Regions from separate parts of the Homo sapiens genome. Here all the other regions are linked to region 1. A link is a contact called in ENCODE Hi-C or POLR2A ChIA-PET data. All regions are on one chromosome and are shown on one strand. The core of a region is the stretch at or near the end of the contact, and the rest is flanking DNA. Distances in the headings are between cores, read along the strand shown.

The links. A loop is a pair of places that touch in the nucleus more often than their neighbours do. ChIA-PET counts read pairs that join two places held with the same protein, here RNA polymerase II (POLR2A). Pooled maps may share reads with other maps.
Region 2: a map of breast epithelium shows a loop between it and region 1 (34-fold over the local background). The contact joins the promoter of TBX4 here to the promoter of DCAF7 in region 1. A Hi-C loop is called at or near these places in 1 of 168 maps with a recorded cell type or tissue (breast epithelium). POLR2A ChIA-PET finds 5 or more read pairs at or near these places in 2 of 52 experiments (HEK293 and OCI-LY7).
Region 3: a map of CD8-positive, alpha-beta T cell shows a loop between it and region 1 (26-fold over the local background). The contact joins the promoter of AXIN2 here to the promoter of DCAF7 in region 1. A Hi-C loop is called at or near these places in 2 of 168 maps with a recorded cell type or tissue (CD4-positive, alpha-beta T cell and CD8-positive, alpha-beta T cell) and 5 of 50 pooled maps.

What each region holds. Positions count from the first base shown.
Region 1 is chr17:63,548,978-63,551,980 of GRCh38, forward strand. DCAF7 (DDB1 and CUL4 associated factor 7) reads left to right here and starts at 1,500. Exons shown (of 7, transcript NM_005828.5): 1 at 1,500-1,838. The coding sequence starts at 1,701. It also overlaps a transcript of KCNH6 not described here. RefSeq lists enhancers at 430-1,414, 714-1,103, 1,544-1,623 and silencers at 1,774-1,823, 1,844-1,993.
Region 2 is chr17:61,450,887-61,453,889 of GRCh38, forward strand. TBX4 (T-box transcription factor 4) reads left to right here and starts at 1,536. Exons shown (of 9, transcript NM_001321120.2): 1 at 1,536-1,691. LOC124904042 (a long non-coding RNA gene) reads right to left here. Exons shown (of 2, transcript XR_007065872.1): 2 at 2,356-3,003. RefSeq lists an enhancer at 1,506-2,347.
Region 3 is chr17:65,560,271-65,563,273 of GRCh38, forward strand. It overlaps AXIN2 (axin 2), which reads right to left and starts at 1,378. Exons shown (of 11, transcript NM_004655.4): 1 at 1,180-1,378. RefSeq lists a silencer at 1,392-1,541.

The sequences.
Region 1 (3,003 bases), core at 250-2,749:
AAAAAAAAAAGAGGATTTCTTGGCCAGATGCGGTGGCTCACGCCTGTAATCCCAACACTTTGGGAGGCCGAGGCTGGAAGATCATTTGAGGTCAGGAGTTCGACACCAGAATGGCCAACATGGTGAAACCCCATCTCTACTAAAAATACAAAAATTAGCTGGCTGTGGTGGTGCACCCCTGTAATCTCAGCTACTCGGGAGGCTGAAGCAGGAGAATCACTTGAACCTGGGAGGTGGAAAAATCATTTATCATTAAAAATTATATTTAGTGCCCAGAATGGTGGCTCAAGCCTGTAATCCCAGTACTTTAGGATGCTGATGTGGGAGGATCGCTTGAGCCCAGGAGTTCGAGATCAGCCTGGGCAACATGGAGAGATCTCATCTCTACAAATAATAATTTAAAAATAGCTAGGTGTGGTGGCAAATGTCTGTGGTTCCAGCTACTCCAGAGGCTAAAGTGGGGGAATCGTTTGAACCTAGGCAGTCCAGGCTACAGTGAGCCCTTATCACACCAGTGCACTCCAGCCTGGGTGACAGGGCAAGACCCTGTCTTTAAAAAAAAAAAAAAAAAGTATTTAATGTTATCATCCAACAATTCAATACAAACCTCCTTCAATTTTGATGAAAGCTGAGAATTGGAAATAATTTATATAAAGGTGTCATTTGGTCTCTGGCCCTTCCCCTTTTCCAACTCACAGGCACAGATACCTTTGGGGCTGGATTAGCATTTGCGTTGGGATCCACGGCGGGAAGGGTACAGGATGGGAACTGACAAAAACAGAGCCAAGCTGGTCGGGTCGGTGCCTACCCCAGAATTCGGGGACATTTCTAGATCCTGCAGGAAAGCGCGGGAGGGCCTGACTCAAGCTGGCCTGGCCCTGAGCGCATCTGCGCGCCCGAAGCCTGTCCCTGAGGCACGGAGAGAGCAGCTTTCGGGTTAAAAGGGCCCTGGGAAGAGATGGGGCGGGAAGGTGGTACCCGTTGGGCGCAGGCCAGGCTGCCAGGCCGCAGGGCTCTGTCCCGCGAAAGTCAGTAGGTCTTCCACTAAGGCAGAATTGTACTTTTACTCGACAGCGTGGAGAGGCCGCTCAGAACAGCAGCAGCGGAGGGGAAGTCAGCGCAGGTCACAGACGGTTTCACTCTCAGAGACTTGGCCTAGAACTTGGAGGCCCGCTGCTACAGCACGCTCGCCTCCAGGCCACCCACGCCCCCACCACCCGCACTGAGCCGTTATCTGCCTGACTGACATCTTGGCCAACCAATGACCTTTGGGGCTGCCAAAGCGCCTGCCTCCGAGAGTTGGGCGGGGCGAGTAGTTGCAATGACAAACATTTAACCCAATAGCGAGGAGATTTCAGACGCTACGGCCGCAATAACCAATGACAAGAAAGAATCCTTTCGAAAGGACGTGTCAGGCAACCAACGGCCGGTGCCGCTGCGGGGGTCCGGCGGCTTCCGTTCCGAGAGGGCGGGGCGGCGTCCCAAAACGGAAGGTGGTTGTCGTCCGTTCCCAAGCTGGTTTGAAACTAGGGGTCGGGCTCGGCCGTCGTCGTTGTTTGTCGCCGCATCCCCGCTTCCGGGTTAGGCCGTTCCTGCCCGCCCCCTCCTCTCCTCCCTTCGGACCCATAGATCTCAGGCTCGGCTCCCCGCCCGCCGCAGCCCACTGTTGACCCGGCCCGTACTGCGGCCCCGTGGCCACCATGTCCCTGCACGGCAAACGGAAGGAGATCTACAAGTATGAAGCGCCCTGGACAGTCTACGCGATGAACTGGAGTGTGCGGCCCGATAAGCGCTTTCGCTTGGCGCTGGGCAGCTTCGTGGAGGAGTACAACAACAAGGTGGGCCGGGCAGGGGCTCGGAACCCAGCTGGCGGGGAGCGGGCCCCGGGAGCGCCCTTTCCGGGCCGGAGCCCAGGCCTCAGAACCCTCTTGCGGACTCGCCCTAGGGCCACGGAGCGGTTCCTCTGTCTGGCCCTGTGCTGAAGGTTTCGTACTCGTTGTCTGTCTCCTTTAATCCAGGCAGCATTCTTGTGTAGTCGGCAGTGTAGTGGGGAAACTGAGGCACGGTTTTGTGACTTGCCTGGGTCAGGCAGCTATTTCGGGGTGGAAACAGGTCTTAAAACCGGGTTTACGCCCCAAAGATACTCCATTTATTCATCCCGTGCTCTCCACTCCTGCCGCATTGCTTTCGTTGGTGGGCGGGGAAGGGAAGAGAGAGTGATAGCTGTGAAGGAAAATGCAGGCGCTTCTATTGGTGGTCGTGCACTCCTGGCCACACTAGATTTCTATTAAGACGATCTATTGTACAAGCTTCCCCGCCCCCTACTCCCACCCCCCCCGGGTACTCATGGATCCTAGCCCTTCTGCCAGAATTACTGTTGCTCTTGCTTCCTGATATCCATTCTCTCTAAAGCAATCTCTTTGGAAATCTTGGCCTGTGGCATGATCCCGCCGTTGTTTCCTGAACACAGAAGGATGACAGGGCCTTATCTCTTGGCTTGTTTCGTGCTAGTACAGTTGTGTGACCTTTAGTAGTAAGTCTTGCTGGACATACATCAATTTGAGAATCCTTTATAGAAGCACGGTGTAGTAGGGGAGCTTTTAAACTGGCATTGCAACAAACTCATTTTTGAAAGTTGAATAAGTCAGTTGGAAGAATTTTCTTTCTTCCTTTTACTCAAAGTTGTGAATGATAGCGATCAGAGCAACTGAAAGCTGTGGCTAGTGATATTTAAAGCCACTACTCCTGCTTTATGCCATGAACATCAGATTTAAGAAGAGTAAAACTGGCCGGGCGCGGTGGCTCACGCCTGTAATCCCAGGACTTTGGGAGGCCGAGGCGGGCGGATTACCTGAGCTCAGGAGTTCGCGACCAGCCTGGGTAACACGGTGAAACCCCGTCTCTACTAAAATACAAAAAAAAAAAAAAAAAAAAAAAAAAAAAAAAAAAAAAAAGCCGGGCGTAGCTTAGTGCGCCTGTAGTCCCAGCTACTCGGAAGTCTGA
Region 2 (3,003 bases), core at 286-2,785, 2.1 Mb before region 1:
CCACTGTTGAGGTGGATTTCAGGCTCCTGACAGCAGCAGCGACTGGCTTTTCTGAGTTGGCGTTTTTGCTTCCACCTTTGAGTGCAGGGTGGTAAAGAAGGCATTGATGCTGGCTTTCCATTTCCTAGCATTAGAACAGGGACAGACCCATCCAGGAAAAGAATTTCCCTGTCCTCTCCCCTTCAAGCTGATTTTGAGGTCAGAATCTGGAAAGGGACAGAGGCTGGTTGAGGACACTGGTGGAGGGAGGGATGCAGCCCATGCTAAGCACTAAGGGACCACTCTGGGGATCCTTATTGATGAGGATTCTGCTGTCTTTGCAGATGGGTGGGCAGGCCTATTTCTGCCCCAGGATTCTGGGCATGTGACAGGCGGGGAGGCTGGGGCACGGGCTGGGGTCCGCATGGGTCCGTCTGCTAGTGGAAAGGCAGCGTCCTGTGGGAGGTACAGACAGAGAGAAACAGAGGTAAGTGGAGACAGAGAGCTCAGAGGCTGGGCAGGGAGGTCTAGGTGCTGAGCGGGACTCCGTTTCTGAGGCGGAAAGAACCGGGTGGCTGGGAGCAGGACGCTCCCCAGTCTCCACTTCCTAGACTAGGGCAGGCATTGGGCTTCCTCTTCAGCTCTCCAGGATCTCAAGGAGCTGCCGCGGAATCCTGGCCCTGGGCCGCAGTTTCCCCAGGAGGCTCTGCCAAGCCTGGCACCTTGCAGCCCGGCCTGGGCTCTGTCAAGGCCCGAGCCGGACTCGGCTCCACTCAGAGGCCGGCCCAGCACTTCCCTGCCGCCGCCGCCCCGCACCCGGCCACCGGGCTTCCTCCCAGTCCTCACCCCTGACCTCCGCGGCCGACTTCGAGGCGCGCCAGGCCGGGTCCAGCGCCCGCGGCCCCCTGGGCCGGGACAAGGAGGGCGGGTGAGCAGAAGGGCCGTGCCCAGGGCCTGGAAGTGCAAGGCCGCGTGGTGGGCATGGTAGGGAAGCGGAGCGTGGGCCTGTGAGGCGCGTGTGCGCCTGCGACCTCGGGACCGGGGCTCCCAAATGAACAGCGCGCACAGCTGGGAGCAGGGCTTGGGGAGCGGGGCTCTGCGGCCGGGGATCCGTAGAAGCCGCTGCCTGGAAGCGGGCGCCGGCAGGGGGTGGCCAGACCCGGTCGTGGAGCGTCCTAGTCTTCGGGCACGGCGGGGCCAGGCGAGCCCTCCTGGTTGTCGAGCCTCGGCTGAGAGCCGGGCTGCTCGCCCTTGCTTCCCGCCTCTCTAATCTAAACCATGCGGGGCTCCCAGCCCCTACCCGGCTCGCGGGGCCCGAGGGCCAAGAGGAGGGCACTGGGCCGCGCGGTGGAGGAGCCGGCGGCTCGCGTGGGGCTCGGGATCTTGGGGACCGCGACGCCGGGGAACCCTGGAGCCCCCCTCCCCGGGGGACAGCGGGCGCAGACTGATTGACAGCGGCGACGTCAGCGCGGAGGGGGGGCGGCCCCAGAGGGAGGGAGGGAGGAGGAGGGAATTGAGGCCCCAAAGTGCAGCCTTGGAGATCAAGGGCCCGCTCCAGAGCCGGGATGTGTCCAGCCCCGAGGGCACGGCAGGCAGCTGGACCCTGACCCAGCGGCGCGGAGTCGGAGCCCCGGCCGTCCCGCGCTCCTCGGACCCGAACCTGCAGGGGACCTCGGGCCGCTGGCGCCTCCGCATGCGGCACCGCAATTAGGGTGAGTGTGGGTTCCAGCCGAGTGGGGACGAGCTGGGCGTGCGGGGCTGGGGCCACAGGGGCTCAGGGTTAGGCTGCGGGGACGGACAGGAGGATGAGCTGGAAAGGGGTGAGTCACGCGACCCGGGGAAGAACTTCAGGGGCGGTCAAAGTTGCAGGAAGGCGGCGCGAAGTGCCTTGGGTCGGGCCGCCGCCTCGGCCCGACACCCAGTAGTTGGGGCACGAGCCCTCCTCTCTGAGTAACGCGATGAATTGGGTCTAGAGATCCAAGAGCATAGAAATATCGACAGCGCCAGCACCCTAAGAACAAGGCCGTGACAGGCGGAGCGGTGGCCTGGAAATTGGTGTTTGCAGAATATGCAAGGCCAAGGAAGAGGGCCCCGGTACTGGAGCGAAAATCCGTGTAGATATGTGAGTGATCAGAACACTAGACTCAGAGCCTTTGATGCAATAGACTAGTCAAAATTAAAGCAAGGAACATTATATATAAATAATGATCGATGATTAAAGATTATTGGAATGTGAACAATTACCAAAGAAAGGGCTAATCGGCATAACTGATATAACACGTGAACTTCCAAATAATACAATCATAGTCACTTTCAGAATCAAGTGAAAATAGTAATCACAATTTTTAAAAGGATTAAAGACAAAGTAATTCTAAATAGAGGAACAATGTAAGGACTGTTTATTAAAACCAATTGCACTAATATAACATATAGTAATAGTGTAACAAATTACCAAACTGTAGGAAACTAGCAAACGAACTGTAGGAGAAAGATGAACAATGAAAATACTATTAAGGGAAATACTATTAGTGGTAGTGATATAATAATATAATGTATTATTGATACTACAGTGAACTATTAAAAGAAATATTAACTAAAATCTTAGGAGCAATAGTAATATAAATAAAGACATATTAACAAGAATTGCTGGAGTAATATGACAATTTATGACCAATGTATTAATAGTCACAAGAACATTATAAATAATGGTTGAGTAATAAGAAGTATTGTACCAATGTGATGAAAAATAATCAGAGTATTAAGAGCTACAACAATATTACAAAGTATGACAAAATAACAAGAAGTAATGATGTGATGAGTAACTAGCGAGTTCAGATCTGTAACATTACAAATAATGACAAAGTAACAAGATACTGTCGGGGTGTGTTGAAGAATAATACCTGGAGTGTTATGAGCAAGCCTAACAAAACAAATTGTGGTTAGATAACAAGAAGTATTATAAGGATGTGAGGGAAATTAACATGAATTTTGAGAACAATTATATAACAAGTTATGGTAAACAAG
Region 3 (3,003 bases), core at 128-2,627, 2.0 Mb after region 1:
CGAGGGACACGGGCGCCCCGGACTTGGGCCGGTCCTGCGCGCAGACTGAGCCTCCGCCAGCGCTGTGGGCCCCTTAGCGCGGACCCGCGGCAGGGAGGGGAAAAGGGGAGGGGGAAGAGAAGTAGGAGGAGAGGATGGGGCGGAGGAGAGGCGGGGGGCGGGGGAGGGCAAGCGGGGGGCGCCGCTACCCTTTCATCCCACCTCCCAAAGGCACTCCCGCGCGCACTCACACGCCGACTCACATCCATAACCGCGACAGCGACGCGACCCCCGGGGGGTATCTGCCCCCTCTCCGCCCCCGCCACTGCCGCCACTCGGATAAGTCTCCTCTCTGGGCCCCCCGCCAACCCGGTCACCGCGCTGGGGAGGGGGCTCCGGCGCAGGGCGCGCAAGGCTGCCCGGCCAAGCCCCCCGGAACGCTGGGCGCCGGGTCCGCCGCTCCCCTCCGCGCCGGCCCCTAGCGCGCCCCGAAATAGCCGGCCTGCCAACTTCAAAGGGCCGCCCCGCACATCAAAGCGCGCGGTCCGCCCGGCCGCCTCGGCCTCGGCACTCACCATTGATCCCCGCGCGCGCTCGGCGGCGAGACCTCGCAGGCGCCCCTGGCAGGGGCCCGGCCCCGGCCCCCGGCTCGGCTCGCGGCGGCAGCCCCGGGCCCCCCCGGGCCGGCCGCGGCGTCGGGGAACATGGGGAGTCGTGCGGCGGGGGAGGGGGTGCGGGAAACAACAATCCCGGGTTCAGAGCGAAAGCCACCGGCCGGGGAGGGGGAACGGCGCGCCCCGCCGCCCCTTTTATGCAAAAGATCCGAGCGGGCCTCCGCCCCCGCCCGGCCCGGCTTTCAACGCAGGTCCTGTTTCCAGCAGTCACTCGGCGCACCAAATGTCCTCCGGGCGCTTCCAACAAAAACTGCGCTGTGGATTTAACTGTGCACTTCAAAGGCGCGAGCCGAGCGCACGGTCCTGAAAGGGAGGTACGCGCCGGCCGCGCCCCGGGCCGCCCCCCGCAGCCCCGCCACCGCTCCGCAGGGCCGCCCCGCCCGCGCCCCCCTCCAGGCCCGGCCTCCGCCTGGCCGGGCCCCCTCCCGCCCCCCGCGCCCACGCCGCGGCTCGGCGCGACCTCGCCCCCTGTAAGAGGGGGGCTTTCTTTGAAGCGGCTCCGCTGGGGCCGAGCTTCCACCCCCACCTTTTACAGCAGGGCCTTCGGCGGGCGCCTCGGCCGCCGGGCGGCCCCGAAATCCATCGCTCTGAGGGGTTATTTTTATTTCCCGGCTCTCGGGCTGTTACTGAGTTGCCAGGACCTTATCAAAGCGCAGCCGGCTCCAGCCGACTCCCCCGGGCCAGGCTCGCGGAGCCAGTGATCCCGCCGCGCCAATCACAGCCGCGCTCGGCCGGCCCGCGCCGCCCGCCTTAAAGGGACAGCGCCCCGCGCCCGCCCCGCCCCGCCCCGGCCCGCCCCCGCCGCACGCTCCGCTCCCGCGTTAACCCTTCCCCGGCCTCTCCTCCGCCCCCTGCCAGCCCCCCGCGGCCCCGAGGGCATTCTCAGCCCGAGTTCTGATTTCTTCTTTTAAGTTCTCCGGCCTCTTTGCTCCCGCCTCCTCCCCCTGCCTGCCCTCGCTCTCCCCGGCTCTGGAATGCAACAGTTTCTGGTAGCATTATGGCCATCGCAAGAACTGCAAGCAAGCAGATTTTTTTTTTTCTATCATCAAACGCTTTTCTACCTCTATTCAAGTTTCCCTGGGAATTTGGGCTTGGAGGACTTTATAAAGGGAGTTCCGGCCCTGGGGTTGGCTGGCCCGCTGTCATAGGGCGGACTCGGGCCCAGCCGCTGGAGGCGTGTGCATGCCTGTGCGCGCTTGTGCACGTGCATCTGAGTTCGGGTAAATATAGGACTGCAGTTGGTGGATGAATTGCGTTTGTGCATGTGTGAAAGTGGGGTGTGAATCCGCCAGTATAGGCCTGAGTGCTAACACCAGTTAGGAGGCATACCTCAGTGCCCTGAAGACCTAGGTCCAGCTTCCTAACCTGCTGGCCATAAGACCCTCGTAGCGGCACACATTGGCCATCTCTCCCAAACAACTGCATACCCGTTACTCTTCCAAAGTCCCCTCTTCTGCCATATGTTACATATTAAACCGATAGGAATATCTTTTTTCCCACTCCAAACGACAAGGCATGCATGCCGTTTTAATGTATCGAAAACTCCTCACCCCATTGTCACCTTTGAATTTCTCCCACATTTGCCCAAAAACGTTTATAAGGCACACACAACCTTCTCTTCTCCGTTAAAATGAGAAAATATGTCACAAACCCAGAGCATTGTGTATTTATTCTGCTGCTGCTATAGAATGATTCCTTATGTTATGAGCGAATAATTAACTTTTCTTCCTTTTAAAAAACAAAGGGCCGGGGACGGTGGCTCATGCCTGTAATCCCAGCATTTTGGGAGGCCCATGCTGGAGGATCATCTGAGGTCAGGAGTTCGAGACCAGCCTGCCTAATATGGCGAAACCCCGTCTCTACTAAAAATACAAAAATCAGCCGGGTGTGGTGGCACGTGCCTGTAGTCCCAGCTACTCGGGAGGCTGAGGCAGGAGAATCGCTTGAACCTAGGAGACGGGGGTGGGGGGGTTGCAGTGAGCCAAGATGGCACCACTGCACGCCAGGCTGGGTGACAAAGCGAGACTCCCTCAAAAAAAAAAAAAAAAAACACACACACACACACACATAAAGGTGTGAACCAAAGAGATCCAAGAAGTGAAAGGCAGAGTCCTGGCCTCAGAGCTGTGCAAGGCTCTTACTCTCCAACTTAATGGATGACGAGCCCTTTTAAATGCGAGATGGCCTGTCATTAGGCCTTCAGAACTTTAAAACATGCAAGAATTGTGGCTCTATCTAGGTATCCATAGAAAAAGAGAAGGAAGAGGCTGGGTGTGGTGGCTCACCCGTGTAATCCCAGCACTTCGGGAGGCCAAGGCAGGCGGATCACCTGAGGTCAGGCATTCGAGAC